Regions from separate parts of the Homo sapiens genome. Here region 2 is linked to region 1. The links are chromatin contacts, found by Hi-C or POLR2A ChIA-PET in ENCODE. All regions are on one chromosome and are shown on one strand. The core of a region is the stretch at or near the end of the contact, and the rest is flanking DNA. Distances in the headings are between cores, read along the strand shown. Region 1 overlaps PLCB3 (phospholipase C beta 3). Region 2 holds the start of CDCA5 (cell division cycle associated 5).

The links. A loop is a pair of places that touch in the nucleus more often than their neighbours do. ChIA-PET counts read pairs that join two places held with the same protein, here RNA polymerase II (POLR2A). Pooled maps may share reads with other maps.
Region 2: POLR2A ChIA-PET joins it to region 1 with 18 read pairs in activated CD4-positive, alpha-beta T cell. The contact joins the promoter of CDCA5 here to the enhancer-like site in region 1. A Hi-C loop is called at or near these places in 1 of 37 single-sample maps with no recorded cell type and 5 of 50 pooled maps. POLR2A ChIA-PET finds 5 or more read pairs at or near these places in 1 of 52 experiments (activated CD4-positive, alpha-beta T cell).

Annotation. Positions count from the first base shown.
Region 1 is chr11:64,265,223-64,269,053 of GRCh38, reverse strand. It overlaps PLCB3 (phospholipase C beta 3), which reads right to left. Exons shown (of 31, transcript NM_000932.5): 24 at 3,827-3,831; 25 at 3,552-3,744; 26 at 3,015-3,168; 27 at 2,852-2,928; 28 at 2,650-2,739; 29 at 2,502-2,559; 30 at 1,783-1,869; 31 at 1,131-1,701. The coding sequence ends at 1,498. Among named protein-coding and RNA genes, the nearest start is that of PLCB3, 16 kb to the right of the region's middle. Within about 2 kb of position 1,738, at least 5 of the 41 ENCODE cell types and tissues checked have a DNase peak (open chromatin) inside an H3K27ac peak, as active enhancers do.
Region 2 is chr11:65,081,814-65,085,644 of GRCh38, reverse strand. CDCA5 (cell division cycle associated 5) reads left to right here and starts at 1,605. Exons shown (of 6, transcript NM_080668.4): 1 at 1,605-1,712; 2 at 1,922-2,016; 3 at 2,095-2,160; 4 at 2,246-2,281. The coding sequence starts at 1,667. It overlaps ZFPL1 (zinc finger protein like 1), which reads right to left and starts at 1,423. Exons shown (of 8, transcript NM_006782.4): 1 at 1,267-1,423; 2 at 845-954; 3 at 419-530. The coding sequence starts at 946. RefSeq lists enhancers at 120-704, 1,294-1,563, 1,644-1,873.

The DNA of each region.
Region 1 (3,831 bases), core at 489-2,988:
CTAGAGTCAGGAAGGTGGGAGTTGGCTGCTGAGGAGCCTAGATACGGAATACACTGGAGTGAGCAGAACTGGGGGATAGGGCAGCGTCCCACAGAAGAAGTGAGGAAGTCTGGGGCCATTGCATTGACCCTGAGGGAGGAGGGCCCTACTCCGGAGCCTGTTTCCCTGGCCTCCCCACCCCATCTGTTTGCCTGAGGCTGCAGCAAAAACAAAGCAAAGAAGATACTCAATTGGCAGGAGATAAGCCCAGATAAGAGGCCGCCTTCCCCTGGAGGAGGGATGCAGGCGGGCAGCCTGGGAAGAGCCAGGAAGCTGGGAGAGGCCTTGAAGAGGTGCCAAGCCGACCCTGCTGCGAGCCCAGCCCCGCCCTGGAGCCCGCACTGTGGGCTCTCTGCCACTTTTCGCTGGTCTTGAGGCATGGGACAGGTCCAGGCTGGCTGAAGACAGTCCACCACGGAGGGTCCAGGCCTGCCCTGCCTCCAGGTCAGGACGTCTTGACTTAGCTGTGGCCTAGCACACGACAGATGGCTCCGGGCCTCAGTCTCCTCATCTGTAAAACAGGCATAACATCTCCCTCACAGGGATGAGGGGATGCTGGGTGGCCCAGCCCCTGCGTGTCTGTGACTGTCCACTTCCCTTCCCCCAGAGTCACAGGCAGGCCTACTGCCCACCTATTTCTGAAGACCCAGGTCCCCCGGTGTTGGGCAGGTTCTGAGCTGCCCTGCTCCACCCTGGCCGATCCATCACCTGATAGAGTCAACTGCCTGTCGGGGGCCCAGAGCAGCCCCAGCGGAAGATACTAGGCGTTTGGGTCATATCAGGCCACAGGAAGCGGGGCAGGGAAGGCTTCCTGAAGCAGAGGCCTGAGCCTCAGAAAAGAGAGAACAGGGAGAGCCTCGGAGAGACGAAAGTCATGGGGATGGGGGAACAGGAACAGCGGCTTGGGGGCAGAGGGCACAAGCAGAAGGCCACGGAAGCTCAGCAGACTCGGCAGGGCAAGCTCAGGTTCAACCCAGCAGCCCTTGGCTGGAGGCGTGACCTCAACCCCACCAAATGCCCAAAGTCCATTTTATAGATGAGGAAACTTAGGGCCCAGAGTCCTGTCACCCCAAATCACACTGCACACAGGGTCCCTGAAATCCACTTTTATTCATGTAAAAAAAATCCCCAAAGAATAGAGAAAAAAATGTGACTCCTACTTCCCGGAGCTCCAAGTCTCCAGCCAGCTCTCCCGGGGAAGGGAGGAGACGCTGCTAGCTCGAGGGTGTGGGTGTCACAGGGAGCAAAGCCCTGACCAAGGCCCTAACCTAAGACTGAGGGCAGGAAGGAGGGGCCCCAGGAGGATGAAGGGAGTTAGCTGAGGTACTTGCCCCGGGTTTAAAAAAATAAAATTTCTAGATAAAAAGTTAAAAAAAAAAAAAAAAAGCATTAGTGTCATTGCCTCCTGCCCTCCACCCAGCGCCCGCCCTGGCCCTGTGGCCACCTCGCTCAGCCAGTTCAGAGCTGCGTGTTCTCCTCCTGGCTCTCCGAGTCAGCGCCCGACAGGTGCCCGCTGCTCCCGGGTGCGTGACCGTTGCTGGCACAGGCCACCAGAGGCCCGTCCCCCAGCCCCTCCGGCATCTCGCCCAGCAGGCTCCGGCGGATCTCCTGGGGGAGCCTCGCCCGCTGCTCCTGACACTCCTGGGCCAGCTGGGCCAGCAGCTGTGGGAGAAGGATGGGCATCACAGGCGAGGCCTGGCTGCCTTGCACCCCGTCTGCCCACCTGTTCGCCCATGGCCTCACCTTGGGCTCCTCTTCTGCCAGCTGTTGCAGGACCTGCTGCTGCCCAGCCACAAGACGGTCATGCCGCTGCTTCTGGGCCTCCTCCAGCTACAGGGGTGGGCAAGGGCTCAGCTGAGGGGCCCTGAGGGAGGGGCTAGAGCCTCGAGGCTCTGGCTGGGTATAGAAGTCAGGTGGGCGAGGCCGGGTGCAGTGGCTCACATCTATAATCCCAGCACTTTGGGAGGCCAAGGCGGGCGGATCACCTGAGGTCAGGAGTTCGAGAACAGCCTGGCCAACATGGTGAAACCCCATCTCTACTAAAAATAAAAAAATTAGCCAGGCATGGTGGCGGATGCCTGTAATCCCAGCTACTCGGGAGGCTGAGGCAAGAGAATTGCTTGAACCCAAGAGGTTGCAGTGAGCCAAGATCGCGCCACTGCACTCCAGCCTGGGCGACAGAGTGAGACTCTGTCTCAAAGAAAAAGAAGTCAGGTGGGCGAAGGCTCCCAGGGCAATGTATCAGGGTTGTGAGAGGACTGGGCCCAAGGACGCCAAAGCCAGGGACACTGGTACAGACAGTTGGCTTTGGGTATGATGTGGGTACCCTGGGGCTGTTGGGCACTTGAGAAAGGCCCTAGAAGAACCTTGAGGGCAACGTGGCACCAGGCCAGGCATGGAGATGGGTGTCTGATGAGTGAAGGAAGGGAGGTGGGGTAGGGTGGCCCGGGAGCCTGACTCACCCGACGGATGGAGTTGACTGACTCAGTGATGTGCCGACGGTTAATCTCCGTCAGTTCCCTGCACGGGAGCAACGCAGGATGGCTCGGGGCCCAGACACCTGCCCTGCCTCCCCAGTACCCAGATGGCCCCCGGTCCCGGTGCCCTTACGCCTCCTTCTTATGCTTGTCCCTCATCTTGGCCTCCGAGATGCTGTTATGGCGCTTTCTGTCCAGGATCTTCTGCAGCTCCTTCTTCTCCCTGGAGAAGCCGGCAGGGGAAGAGGAGGGGTCAGCGGCAGAAGCACAGACTCTGCCCTCCTTCTGGTACTAGAAGTCCCCAGCCCTTCCCATAGACAATCCTCGGCTTTCACCTCTCGTTCATCTCTTTCAGCCTCTTGAACTGAGTTGTGTTTGCATCAAGGACGACCTCCCTGAGCCGCTGCAGAGCCTGTGGACACAGGGAGCTGACAGGTGATGCCGGGCTGACGACGGGTCTATCCAGCAGGCTTTCCCTGGCCACTGCAGGCCCCCTACCTGTCTCAGGTGTTCCAGCCTCCGCTGGGCCTCTGCGTCCACCTGGGCCTCCCGCAGCTCCAGCAGGCTCTGCACCTGTCTGTTCTGGAACTCCTGATACCGCTTTGCCTCGTCCTCCCCCTCCTTCGTGTCCTCCACATCAGCGGCCCCACCTCTGCGAGGAGAACCCCTCTGGGTGATGCCTGGGCCCGTCACATGGACTGGGATGGGGAGGGTGTGTAGGGGGGCACATCCTGGCAAGCGATGGCAGACACCATCCCATGGGGCCAGGTCTGTTATGCAAACCAGGAGGCCTGTTAGCTCCACCCAAGTGATGGGAGCCTGTTTGGGCAACATGCTCCTCATGGACTTCAAAAGAGATGTCACTCCCTGGGGGACACAGGGACGCCTGGTGTGGAAAGCCTCCTCCATCCTTGCACTGAACCCTCCTCCCTGGGGGTCAAGGAGCAGCTCTTGCCATCTCTCCATGCCCACCGACCCCCATGTTCACATCAGCACACCCAGCACACATAGCACACAGGCGGCCCAGACACTCACAGGGCACCTGGCCGCAGCCGGCACCTGCCCTCAGCCTGTGCCTGAGCCAGGCCATCCAGCAGGCGGCGGGTGAGGGTGACTGCCTTCCGCTGATGCTTCTTGCGCAGCTCCCGCAGGTCTCGCTCTTGCCGGCTCCGGAGCTTGACCAGAGCCTTGTGACCTCGGAGCTCATCCAGCGGGGTGGGGGCCACCTCTGGGAGCGGCAGAGCAAAGGTGGGCGGGGGGTGGGGGAACCTGCAAGGCAGCCCCCTGCCTCCAGGTACCCCGCCCCCTACCTGAG
Region 2 (3,831 bases), core at 356-2,855, 820 kb before region 1:
TGCTGACTTCTTTTAGCTAACTTTAATGTGGGAAACTCACTTCCTCTCTGTTTAGCCTTGGAATCAGTGGTGGATCCTGAATATCTGAAAGCAACATGCCGGTCTGGCTAGCTAATAGTCACGGCCACCAGCATACCCGTAAGCTTGACTGGTTCTCGCTGAAACCTCCAGATTGGCAGGGCTTAATTTTTAGGAAAGAGGAACTAGGAGCTTTAATTTTTAGGAAAGACAGTGAGGCCTAGAAAGGAAGAATAACTTGCCTGAACTTACACAGCAGGTAAGGAACTTTAACAGGACTAGAATCTGGGCTCTGAGACTCGGGGGACTCACTGTCCTGCTGCTTGAGGAGGGCCTGGAAACCAGTCACCAAGCTGGCCCCTGAGGCTGGCCTGATCCCCCCGAGGTGCCAAGGCCTCACCATAGCAGACAAGGCGGGTCGTCTCTCGGCTGGCCAGGGGTATGTTGCACAGGCGGCAATTGGGGTTGTAGTCGCTATCTTGGAGCCATTGCAGGTAGGACTGGACGATGCACTGGAGTGGGAGAGAGATGTCACAACTGGTGCTGGGGCTGCTCGGCCTATCACCCCAAGGTCCGACTGTCTCTTTTTCTCTAGCCACAGAGGAGACTCATCCTTTCGTTTGTTTAATCAATAAATATTTATTGAGCACATACTGTGCACCAGACTCTCTCTTGGGAACGGGGGATATATCAGTGAACAAAATAAATCAAGTCCTTGCCCTTGTGGGGCTTACATTCTAGCGCGGGGCCCCTCATGGATTTGGAGGAAGCCAATACCGCCTTGCCCACCCAGTGCCCTGCTCAGTCGCTCCCCTGAAGGCCCCACCTTGGCGTGATTGGCTACCAGGCAGTGCTCGCAGACGTTGACCCGATGTTCGAAGCAGAACAGGTTGGTCACCTTTCTCTTGGGGCACTTACAAAGCCCCATGATCGATCCTGGGAAAGGGGCATGAGTTGGTAGGAAGTCAGGTTCTGGTGGCCACCACTACGCTCTCACCAGCCCAGTTTCCACTCTTAACTCCCCCAGACACCTCTCATATTCGCCCCGATCTCAGATTCCTGCCCACTGTCCCTCCTTATGCGGAGAAACACCCCCTGCATAAATCCCGCCTCCGGCGACCCCTCAATCCTTCTGGATCCCGCCCCCGGCCAGGCCCCTCCATCAGAGGCTCCCCGATACTACCGGCCCCGCCCCCAAGACCTCTCCTGAGCCCCACCCCCTCCAAGTCCCGCCCCTTCTCTACAGACCCCAGTCTCTGTGTTTACTGATCGGCCGCTGCACTGGTTCCGAAGGGCGGTAGCGATGGCTCGAGGCGCGGAAGGGCAGGGACCACTCTCCCCAGGGCTCCTGCGCCTCTCCCTTCAGCCCCGGCCGCCCCGATTATCCCTCCGCTGCCACGTCTCTTCCGGGTGCGGCGCGCGCTGATGACGCCATCGCGCCCCTGGGCCACGCCTCCGCTGCCGCTAGAGGTGAAGACGGGTGGAAAAGACTCGGGGTTCCGAGGGCCGCAGACCGCTAGCCCTACGTCACTTCCGCTTCCTTTCCCGCAGGGCGGGTAATTCGAACGTTTTTTGCAGCGAGTGGCCTTCCCGGTTGGCGCGCGCCCGGGGCGGCGGCGCTGGAGGAGCTCGAGACGGAGCCTAAGTTATGTCTGGGAGGCGAACGCGGTCCGGAGGAGCCGCTCAGCGCTCCGGTGAGCGGAGGGCGCGCGGGAGACGTGAGGTCGAGCCGTTTGGGGGACGCAGTCCGGTGAAAGATGGCCTCTTCCCTCCCGCTGCCGCCGCCGGAGGAGGCGCCCTTAAAAGGGCTTGTTTGGGAATCTTCTCGCTGTCTCTAGAACCTGTTCTCTGGACTCTAAGGTCTAGAGTCCTCCTCTACCACTTAACTTTTTTCTCTTTCCAGGGCCAAGGGCCCCATCTCCTACTAAGCCTCTGCGGAGGTCCCAGCGGAAATCAGGCTCTGAACTCCCGAGCATCCTCCCTGAAATCTGGCCGAAGGTGAGCCCCAGATTTCTCACTTCCTCCCCTTGTGGCCCCTCACCTAATGTTGAGCTCACGTTCATCCCTCTTCTCCAGACACCCAGTGCGGCTGCAGTCAGAAAGCCCATCGTCTTAAAGAGGATCGTGGCCCATGCTGTAGAGGTAAAGGCTAAGGAGAGTGTTGTGGGTGGTTAGGCGGGCAAAACTGGGGACCAGCTATGTGATCAATTGGTATTGTCCCCCGCAGGTCCCAGCTGTCCAATCACCTCGCAGGAGCCCTAGGGTGAGTTCACTTTCATCTACTTAATTAAGTAGAATCTGGGTCACTCTAGAGCTGGACAGCACACATTGGCTCCTCACATCTGCCCAGGGAGCTGTTTTGCAGTACTGCAAAAACAGTTTGCCTGTGGGCACCTGCATGCATTGCCAGTCTTGATTACTCCCTGAAGACTTAATACACTTAACTTTTTATGCCTTGTGTATTTCTACCATTTTCCTGGAACTTCCTTTAAAAGCTGAGCTATGTCTTAACTCCACGTACTGCCTTTCTAATCCATTATGCCTTCAGCTTTCATGTATGGGTGTTCTGAGATAAGTCATGTGTATGACATTTTTACAGTTTTAGCAGAAGTTATTATCAAAGGATGTTTCATTAATAGACAATCTGAAGACATACTGACTGAGAAATGTGAACTCCTTTGAAGAGCTGATAGGGCTTAGAGTCAACTGGGGAGAAAGACCAATGACAAGTGATAGCAACGTTGTGTACTGGGACTGCAATAAGGAATACTAGATGCTATGATGGTAGCTAACCCAGACCATGTGGCTCAGGGAATGTTTCGTGGAAGAAGAAACATTTGAACTGAGTCTTTAAAGACAAGTAGAGGCCGGGTGCAGTGGCTCACGCTTGTGATCCTAGCATTTTGGGAGGCTGAGGCGGGCAGATCACTTGTGGTCAAGAGTTTAAGACCAGCCTGGCCAACGTGGTGAAACCCTGTGTCTACTAAAAATACAAAATTAGCCAGGCATGGTGGCACGTGCCTATAGTCCCAGCTACTCAGGAGGCTGAGGCAGGAGAATCGCTTAAACCCAGGAGGCGGAGGTTGCAGTGGGCCGAGATCACGCCCCTGCACTCCAGCCTGGGTGACAAAGCGAGACTCCATCTCAAAAAAAAAAAAAAAAAAAAAGACAAGTAGGTTTGTTCCAGGTCAAAGAAGCCATGTTTGCAGAGATTGGGAATTTAAAGAAAAATCAAGGTTCGGGGAATAGCAATTTGTTTAGTGTCTGCAGCAGACCTCAGCAGGGGAGGAAGCACCCTAAGGCAGAGCAGATCCTGATGAGGCACAAAAGCCACACTCATGGCTTGGGCATCATTCTTGGGTCTGTGGGCAGCCTTTGGAGAGTTCTGGGTAAGGTAGTGACCGAGTCAAGTTTGAGTGTTTTAAGAAAGACCCCTCTGGGGGCTGTGGGGAGAATGGTTTTGAGAAGGGCTACCCTGGGGCTCCAAGACCAGTGGAATGACGTGAAGTCCAGGAATTCTGAAGCATGAAGCCAAGGGCGTGAGCTAAAGCCAGGATGATATACAGTACTGGGTTCAGAGGGAATTGCCCCCCAGTGGCCTTCCCTGACCACCCTTACCCTATTGCTGTCACATTTCTCTATGTAATTCTCTTAGGCCTTACCAGTTCTAAAGATAGGGTCTTGTTCTGCCACCCAGGCTGGAGTGCAGTGGCGAGATTTCGGCTCACTGCAGATCTTCCCTCCTCAGCCTCTCAAGTAGCTGGGACTATAGTCACATGCCACCATGCCTGGCTAATTTTTTGATGTTTTCTC